Regions from separate parts of the Homo sapiens genome. Here region 1 is linked to region 2. A link is an interaction called in ENCODE POLR2A ChIA-PET data of the cell type or tissue named here. Cell type or tissue: MCF 10A. All regions are shown on one strand. Links, peaks and the distances in the headings refer to the core of each region. The heading gives the core; the rest is flanking DNA.

Region 1 (4,380 bases), core at 62-4,061, 51 kb after region 2:
TTAATACGGACGGGGTTTTGCATGTTGGCCAGGCTGGTCTCCAGCTCCTAACTTCAGGTGATCCACCCGCCTCGGCCTCCCAAAGTGCTGGGATTACAGGCGTGAGCCACTGCAACTGGCCTTGTTTTTTGTTTTTTGCAGAGATGGGGTATCACTATGTTGCCCAGGCTACTCTCGAACTCCTGGGCTCAAGTGATCCTCCCGCCTTGGCCTCCCAAAGTGCCAGGATTACAGGCGTGACCCCCTGCGCCCGGCCCATCCTCCTCATTCTGATTATAATCTCCCACTGCCAGACCTTTCCTTATGCATTCCCTGGACATAGAATGTCTTTCCCATATGGAAAACCCCAACTCCGGCTGGGTGTGGTGGCTCATGCCTGTAATCCCAGCACTTTGGGAGGCCAAGGCAGGTGACTCTCCTGAGCTCAGGCATTCGAGACCAGCCTGGGCAAAATGGCAAAACCCCATCTCTACCAAATATACAAAAAATTAGCCACCTGCCTGGCTGAAAATTCTTTCCCATTCTCACAGCTGCCCTGTGAGGCAAGGATCATTGCTGTATGCCTTTTTTTTTTTTTTTTTTTTTTTTTTGAGATAGGGTCTCACTCTGTCACCCAGGCTGGAGTGCAGTGGCGCGATCTTGGCTTACTGCAACCTCTACTTCCTGGGTTCAAGCGATTCTCATGCCTCAGCCTCCCGAGTAGCTGAGATTACAGGCGAGCGCCACCACACCTGGCCAATTTTTGTATTTTTAGTAGAGACGGGCTTTCACCATGTTGGCCAGGGTGGTCTGGAACTCATGGCCTCAAGTGATCCGCCCTCCTCGGCCTCCCAAAGTGCTGGGATGACAGGCGTGAGCCACCGCGCCCGGCCTGTTGTACGCATTTTACAGAGGAGGAAACAGAGGCTCAGAGGAGGGATTTGACCTGCCGTGGTCACACAGCCGAGACTGGGCCAGGTGGGATTTGGACCCACAAGCAGCTTCTGCCTCTGCCCTGTCCTTGACACCTGCCTCATCCTCCATTATTGTCAGAAGGGGATGGGCGGAAGTTGTGGTGCGTGAGGGGGCAGTCTGCTGGCACGGTGTGGTCACCTTCTGGCAGGGTTGTGTGAGGGCCCCACAGGCTGAGGTCTTATGTAGGGTCCCCAGGCTGTGGCTGGCCTCCAGGCCTCAGCGCTGATCCCAGTGGTTGTCACCCTGACAGCAGGAAGACTGGCCACCGGCTTCCTTTTCCGAACCGAGAGTCCCCTTGGCTGTGGAGCGTCCTGGCCCAGCCAGAGTGCAGTGTCTGGCTTTCATCAGCCCTGCTGGGCAGCTGAGGCCCTGGGATAGAGGGAGAGGGAGGGACGGGCATCAGGCATAGGGCCTTGGCTGGCCTCTTGGAGGGGTGCAGGGTGGATGGCGGTGGAGGGGCACCTGCCATGGGGCTGAAAGGAGCCACCACTTGCAACGTCACAAGTGAGAGAGGAGGCCGGGCACAGTGGCTCATACCTGCAATCCCAGCACTTCGGGAGGCCGAGGCAGGCGGATCACCTGAGGTCAGGAGTTTGAGGCCAGCCTGGCCAACATGGTGAAACCCCATCTCTACTAAAAATACAAAAATTAGCCGGGCGTGGTGGCGGGCGTCTGTAGTACCAGCTACTCGGGAGGCTGAGGCAGGAGAATCGCTGGAACCCGGGAGGTTGCAGTGAGCCAAGATCGCGACACTGCACTCCAGCCTGAGCGACAGAGTGAGACTCTGTCTCAAAAAATAAAAATTAAAATTAATAAGAAGAGGGTGTCAGGGAACTGCAGGAAAATAAAGCAGGGAGGGACATGGAGGGGGGCTGGGGGCCACTCTGGATGGGGAGGGCTTCTCTGAGGAGGCGTCTTTGAGGTGAGGCTTGAAGGGGGTGAGGGAGTCTGGAGAGGCTGGGTGGAGGGAGCAGTGAGGGGGTTATAGCCAGTGCGAAGGCCTGGAGCCCAGGAGCAGCACATGGAGCTGGCTGGGATGTTCAGGGGGTAGTGAGTGGCGAGGGCCGTCCTGTGGCCTTCCAGTGAGGGTGACCAGCCGGGGGTGGGGCGGGAGAGGGTGACCCGGGTGCTCTCCGACCTGCCACGTGCTGGGGAAGGAGCCTGCAGGAACCAGGGCCCAGAGAGGGAAGCTGTCTGCCCGCCCAGGGCCTAAACCCAGCCAGGCCTCCCCGCCCCCTCTGGCAGCCCAAGAAATCTGAGGCGCGGGCGGGCACCGTGCCAGGGCTGGGCGGGGGAGGGGCTGCCAGGCCCGCCCGTCCCAGCAGCTGCCAGCCCGCCCCGAGCCGCCAGCCCAGATGGTGCCCATCTGCTGACGCCGCCATGGGCCAGCCTCCTGTTCCCGCCTTGCGTCGTGCCAAGCTCCTGCAGTCCAGCGCCGGGAATGGCGCGGTGGGCAGAGCCCGGCCCGGGAAGCTCATAGCACGCCAGAGAGGCTGCCCCGGGTGCCCTGGAGAGGGTGGCAGGAGAAACATGGGAGGGGGAGTTCCCCAGCGCTTCCTGGATGGAATTGGGGAGCAAGGACCCCAACAGCGATAATGATGGCGGCAAACACACATGGCGTGCCCTCTGTGTGCCAGGCTCCGAGGCCACCGCTCACCCTAACTGGTTTAATTCTCTCCCCCATCCAAGCAGGAAGGGACTTTGGCCTTCTCTCGTGTTCTAGTGGAGGAAGCAGAGACCCAGAGGTTTGGACAAGAGTCACTTGTCCAAGGTCACAAAGCTCCTCAGGGGCAGAGCCGGAATGAGAATCCAGAACCCCTTTGAAAAAGGGATTGAGGCCAGGCGAGGTGGCTCCTGCCTGTAATCCCAACACTTTGGGAGGCTGAGGCAGGAGGATCACTTGAGGCCAGGAGTTCGAGACCAGCCTGGGCAACATAGCACGACCATGCCCCCCCCCAACAAAATTTTTAAAAATGAGCCAGGTGTGGTGGTGTGTACCTGTAGTCCCAGCTACTCGGGAGGCTGAGGCAGGAGGATGGCTTGAGCCCAGGAGTTGGAGGTTGCAGTGAGCTGTGATCCCACCACTGCACTCCAGCCTGGGTGACAAGGCAAGACCTTATCTCTAAAAACCGTTTTTTTTAAGGGGTGATTGAGGCCAGGTGTGGTGGCTCACACATGTAATCCCAGCTACACAGGAGGCTGAGGCAGGAGAGTCGCTTGAACCTAGGAGGCGGAGGTTGCAGCGAGCTGAGCTCATGCCACTGCACTCCAGCCTGGGCGACAGAGTGAGACCCTGTCTCCAATAAAAGGGAGGTGGTATTGAAACCCCTTAAACCTCTTTTCAAAAACAAACTAAAAGTGCCCTTTGAGGTTATCTAGTGGAAGCCACACCCTCTGAGTCATACAGATCATACAGTGCAGGCCGTGCACACTCAGGGAGTAAATGAATGAATGAATGAATGAATGAGGTGAACCCTATGGAAGGGGACCAAGCCTGGGGCCAGGGTGTCCATAAAGCTCACCCTGAGCTTGATGGCAGGAGAAAGGGTCTCAACCTGGGAGTGAGGGACCTGGGTCAGCCACAGTGCTGCCCTGGCTTGCTGTGTGGCTTTGAGAAAAGTCCTGCCCTCTCTGGTCTGGGGTTGAGGGGAGTGGAGGGTGGGAAGGGGCGGCCTTGTGGGCCACAGACAGGAGCAAGGCGGGTCTTCACTGAAAGCCTCCCGTCCTCTTCTGCCTTTATTGATCTTCATCCCGGTTGTGGGTGCTGCACTGGGGAGACAGGCCATGAGCTCGGGTGACGGTGCCTGTTTATTTGTATGGTGGACAGAATTTGTGTTCCTGTGTGCTCCAGGCAGTGTGGGGCGCATTCTTCTCTTTGAGCCTTAGTTTTTGCCTCTGTAGAATGGGGAGAATCAGAGCTGTGCCCATTGCATTAAAGATTGGAGTCAGTGGTCTCTGAGAAGCATACAGGAGGCACTCAATAAATGCTCACTTCCGGCCGGGCGCAGTGGCTCACACCTGTAATCCCAGCACTCTGGGAGGCCCAGGCGGGTGGATCACCTGAGGTCGGGAGTTCGAGACCAGCCTGACCAACATGGAGAAACCCCATCTCTACTAAAAATACCAAAAATTAGCCAGGCGTGGTGGTGCATGCCTGTAATCCCAGCTAGTCAGGAGGCTAAGGCAGGAGAATTGCTTGAGCCCGGGAGAAGGAGGTTGCGGTGAACCGAGATTGCGCCATTGCGCTCCAGCCTGGGCAACAAGAGTGAAACTCTGTCCCAAAAACAAAACAAACAAACAAAAAGAATGCTCATTTCCTCCCTGGATTCTCTCCCCAACCCCAGGAGGGAAGGAGGGAGGTCCCAGTGCCGCCGTGAAACCCTACACCTCCTTTTCCCAACCCAGTGAGCCAGTGGGGGCACCGTG
Region 2 (4,380 bases), core at 113-4,112:
AACCCTGTCTATACTAAAAATACAACAATTAGCCAGGCGTGGTGGTGCGTACCTGTAGTCCCAGCTACTCAGGAGTCTGAGGCAGGACAATCGCTTGAACCCAGGAGGTGGAGGCTGCAGTGAGCCAAGATTGTACCACTGCACTCCAGCCTGGGTGACAGAATGAGACTCTATCTAAAAAAAAAAAAAAAAAAAAAAAAAAAAAAAGGCTGGAGGGAGTTGTGTGTTGCCTGGCAGGTCCACGGGGGACAGAGATCCCTCCTACCCACCTGTTTCCCCCCAGTTCTGTGCCAGTGGGGTCAGCGGGGAGATCAGGAGAAGGAGCTGCTGGTGGGTTCAGTTGCTTTCGAGGTGCTGGGGACAGGTGGCTGCAGGGAGAGTGAGTGAACTGTGGGGTGGACCAATACAAGGGCCACCCTGTGGGGTAGTTTGGGGGGCTATCTGGGTTCAGGGAACCTCCACAGCCCCGTCCCTGCCTCCCAGAGCAGCAGGTACCTGCCTGGGGACAGCAGGCAGCCAGGCTGGGAGCTGGGGGGTTGGGGAATCTAGCTACTCTCTCATCCAGTCCCAGCTACTGCTGCTGGCCAAGGCTGTGACCTTTCTCCCAGATCCTGGAGCTGAGTAACAGTTACTGGAAAAATAAGTTGGCCATCTGGGGGTGGCCACAGCCCCATCCTCTTGGGTCCCCAGCCTGGCTGCTAGAAGTGAGGGTACCAGGGCTGGGCTGTCTGTCCCATACAACAGTACCATAGCCACCGGTGTGACCAGACCAGGTACCTCCTCCCCGTCACACTCTATCCCCACCATGCCACACTTCCCCCACTGCAGGGGCCTGAAATGACAGCCCCACTCCCATACCCGGACACCAAGGAAGGCGTGATGGGTGGGTGGAGAAAGAGTCCCGGGCATCCCTGGCAGCCCTGAATGTTTCCTCTGGCCCCAGTCTCAGAGACGCCCATGCCTGGGAAGAGCAAGTCAGCAACTTGGCCCAGAAGGAGACTTTGACAGCGAGGAGGGCTGCATTTGAATTTCAGCTCTGTCACTTTTTTTGCAGGTGACTGAGCAGGTCACTCCTTTTCTCTGGGCCTCAGTTTCCCCCTCTGGAAAAATGGGAATAATGAAGCACCCTCCTGGCCGGTTTCGCAATGCTCAAATGCAATATGGTTGTGCTGAGTGCAAAGCGTGGTCCTGAGAGGGCACTCAATACACATGAACGATTCAGCCCTAAGTTCTCGAAATATGTTCAAGGTACCCGCTGCGGGTCTAGCTCTGTCCTAGACACAGGAGATCCAGCAGCAAACAAAAGTGACACTGACACCTGTCCTTCTCGAGGGTTTGGGACTCCAGGGAGAGACACAAACCGTGAATTAAAATGTTAACGTTCAAGAAGGATGAATGCTATAAAGAGAAATGAAACTATCGTTAGATCTTATTATTGTTGTGACTGTTACTGTTGATACCCAATTGATCGTGATTATAGCCCTGATTCCAGCTTCCACAGTTATTGGAGGTATGCAATTATTTAGCACCAACTGTGTACCAGGCTCCAAATACCTATAGCCCCACAAAATCATTTCCCAGAAGAGAAACCAAGGTCTCAGGTCTGTCCAAGATTGTGAGCTGGTTGTGCAGGGCAGGCCTGGGAGTGGATCTGCCAGATGGCACGATTCCCGGACCTGCCCCCACCTCCCAGGGGGAGCTGGCATCCTCCCAGCTGGACCTGGCCCCCCCTTGGAGCTTCCCCAACCTGGGGATACAGAAGGGCCCCCACGGGGAGGGAGGCAGCCAGGGCAGGCAGTGGCACAGAGCAAGGAGGGAGCAGGGCGTCTGCCACCCGCCCCCACGGCTGCCTGGGAAACGCCACGGCCTAATCCTGGCTCAAGAGGACACGTTGTACCAGAGATTATATAAACCGACCTCTCCCTTTGTTTGTTTAATTCTTTCAGGCTTTTTCCCTCATCCTTCTCTCTTTAATCGCTCTGCCAACAGGGCTGGGGGTGGGGTGCTCCGGGCTAGGCCTCTTCCAGGAGGGAGGGGGCTGCATACCCAGCACCCCCCACTCTGGTCATACCCCTACCTGGTTTCCCAGCCACCCAGGCCCGCTCCTCCCCCAGTCACACACACCAAGTCCTGCCGGTGGCAGGGGTGTGGGGCTGGACAGGCTTGGCCAGTGGAGTGAGTCTGAGAGGCCAAGGCCAAGGGCACTGAGTCAGGCTCGGACTCTGCTGGGCCCCTAGGATGTGGCCTCTCCACTTGGCACTCAGCTTCCTCTTCCAAAAAAATGGGATCCCTGTGGTCCCAACCCCCAGGTTGTTGAGAACACGCCCATGCAAGGAGTGAGCATGGCCCATGGTGGATGCCGGGTGAGAGCCGCTGCCTGCTCCCAGCCCACACTACAGACACCCAGGGAACAGTTTCGCCCTCAGACTGGCCCTGGAGCACCGTGACTGTGGTGGCCAATTGGGCCTCCGAGATGTCCACGATGCCTGGTGGGTGCTCTGATGTGGAACACTGGGCACCATCACCCAGAGAGGGCAACCAGGGGTGTCTGGCTTTGTGCTCACCCACCGCTGACCCCGAGCCTGGCCCTGGCCCTCACCAAGACCCAGTATTTCCATCTGTGTCCTGGGGAGGCCAACACGAACCTCCCCACCATCAGGGCAGTCCACCCACAGAGGGGCCTGGGTTCCCATCCTGACCCCCTCCTTTACCACCTCTGCCACCCTGTGCTGCTTGGTTGCTCTGTGCCTCAGTTTCTCCATCTGTAAAGTGGGGATCATCATAGCAGTCAGACCCCCCAAGAGGATTAATCGTGTTAATCCTTATAATGCATTTATTCTTAATTTATATTACTTTTTTTTTGTAGAGATGGGCTTTTCCCATATTGCCCAAGCTGGTCTGGAACTCCTGGGCTCACGTGATCCACCTGCCTCGGCCTCCCAAAGTGCTGTGATTACAGGCATGAGCCACCACATCTAGCTATGCATTTTAGAACGGGCCCTCACGTATATTAACATGAAAGTATCTGCTAACTAAAAGAAAATAACAGCAACAGAAATAAGTAAAGAAATGGCCAGTTGCAGTGGCTCACGCCTGTAATCCCAGCACTTTGGGAGGCCGAGGCAGGTGGATCACCTAAGGTCAGGAGTTCGAGACCAGCCTGACCACTATGGTGAAACCCCGTCTCTACTAAAAATACAAAAATTAGCTGGGTGTGGTGGCGTGCACCTGTAGTCCCAGCTACTCGGGAGGCTGAGACAGGAGAATTGCTTGAACCCGGGAGGCAGAGGTTGCAGTGAGCTGACATCGCACCACTGCACTCCAGCCTGGGCGACAAAGTGAGACTCAGTCTCAAAAAAAAAAAAAAAATTAAAATTAAAAAAAAAAGTAAAGAAAGAATCCAGGCCCATTGCACACATGGGAAACTGAAGTTGATGTTCCCAAAGCAAGTCAGAGGCAGGGCTGGGAGCTGAGAAATCAGCTGGGAACCTCTCACCCTACACCTCCCTGGAGCCCAGTGGAGGGAGGCTGGGGGCAGGGGACAGAGAACTGAGGTCATGGTGCCAGGTCCCAAGGGGCCCAGGCTCACGTTCCTGCCTGATGGCTGCAAGCTCCCAAACATCCCACTCTGAGCCTCTCCTTCCCTTCTCTGTACGACAAGCCCCAGGGTGGCACAGGGTGGGCGGGGTGTTGGGGTGCCCGGCCACTCCCAGCCCTTTACATAACCTGCGGCACAGCAGGAAATCAAAGTGCCAACAACTGCCTCCTCAGTAACCGACTTCCTGTCGTTACCCACCCACCTTGGGCACCAGCTGCCTGCTCCCTACCTCCAGTGGCAGAGGGGTCCCATCCCTGACCCCAGGGTTTCCTCCCCAAGGAAGGGCCCCCGTACCCTAGGCTGCTCCATCATGCGACCCTGAGCCAGTGTCCAGCCAGCTCTGGCCTCAGTTCCTCCATCCAGATGTGTCCCTGGGCTGCCAGGACCGTCACCCTGCTCCTTTCGGCCACTGGCTGGGAGACTGCATACTGGCTGCCCCAGACCTGAGGCTGGAGGTCAGAGGGCAAAGGGCAAAGGCCAAGGAATTCCCTTTTTTTTTTTTTTTCTGTGACAGAGTCTCGCTCTGTTGTCCAGGCTGGAGTGCAGTGGCACTATCTTGGCTCACTGCAACCTCAGCTCCCAGGTTCAAGCAATTCTCCTGCCTCAGCCTCCCTAGTAGCTGGGATTACAGGCATGTGCCACCATCCCTGGCTAATTTTTTTTTTTTTTTTTTTGTATTTTTAGTAGAGACGGGGTTTCACCATGTTGGCCAGGCTGGTCTTGAACTCCCGACCTCAACTGATTTACCTACCTTGGCCTCCCAAAGTCTTAGGATTACAGGT

What was found. ChIA-PET counts read pairs that join two places held together with the same protein. Peaks named below come from ENCODE experiments on the same cell type or tissue, not always from the same donor. Only the 100,000 strongest peaks of a DNase experiment are listed, where the experiment ranks them.
Region 1: POLR2A ChIA-PET joins it to region 2 with 10 read pairs; 8 of 35 experiments call an interaction of 5 or more read pairs at or near these places.

The regions. Positions count from the first base shown.
Region 1 is chr19:3,385,751-3,390,130 of GRCh38, forward strand. All of the region lies in intron 2 of NFIC (nuclear factor I C), which reads left to right. Among named protein-coding and RNA genes, the nearest start is that of NFIC, 21 kb to the left of the region's middle. RefSeq lists an enhancer at 3,940-4,380. In MCF 10A, for the core only: no CTCF peak of the experiment used is centred there; a DNase peak (open chromatin) is centred at 2,241.
Region 2 is chr19:3,335,030-3,339,409 of GRCh38, forward strand. No RefSeq gene overlaps it. Among named protein-coding and RNA genes, the nearest start is that of NFIC, 29 kb to the right of the region's middle. In MCF 10A, for the core only: no CTCF peak of the experiment used is centred there; DNase peaks (open chromatin) are centred at 602, 1,772, 2,242, 3,562 and 1 weaker place.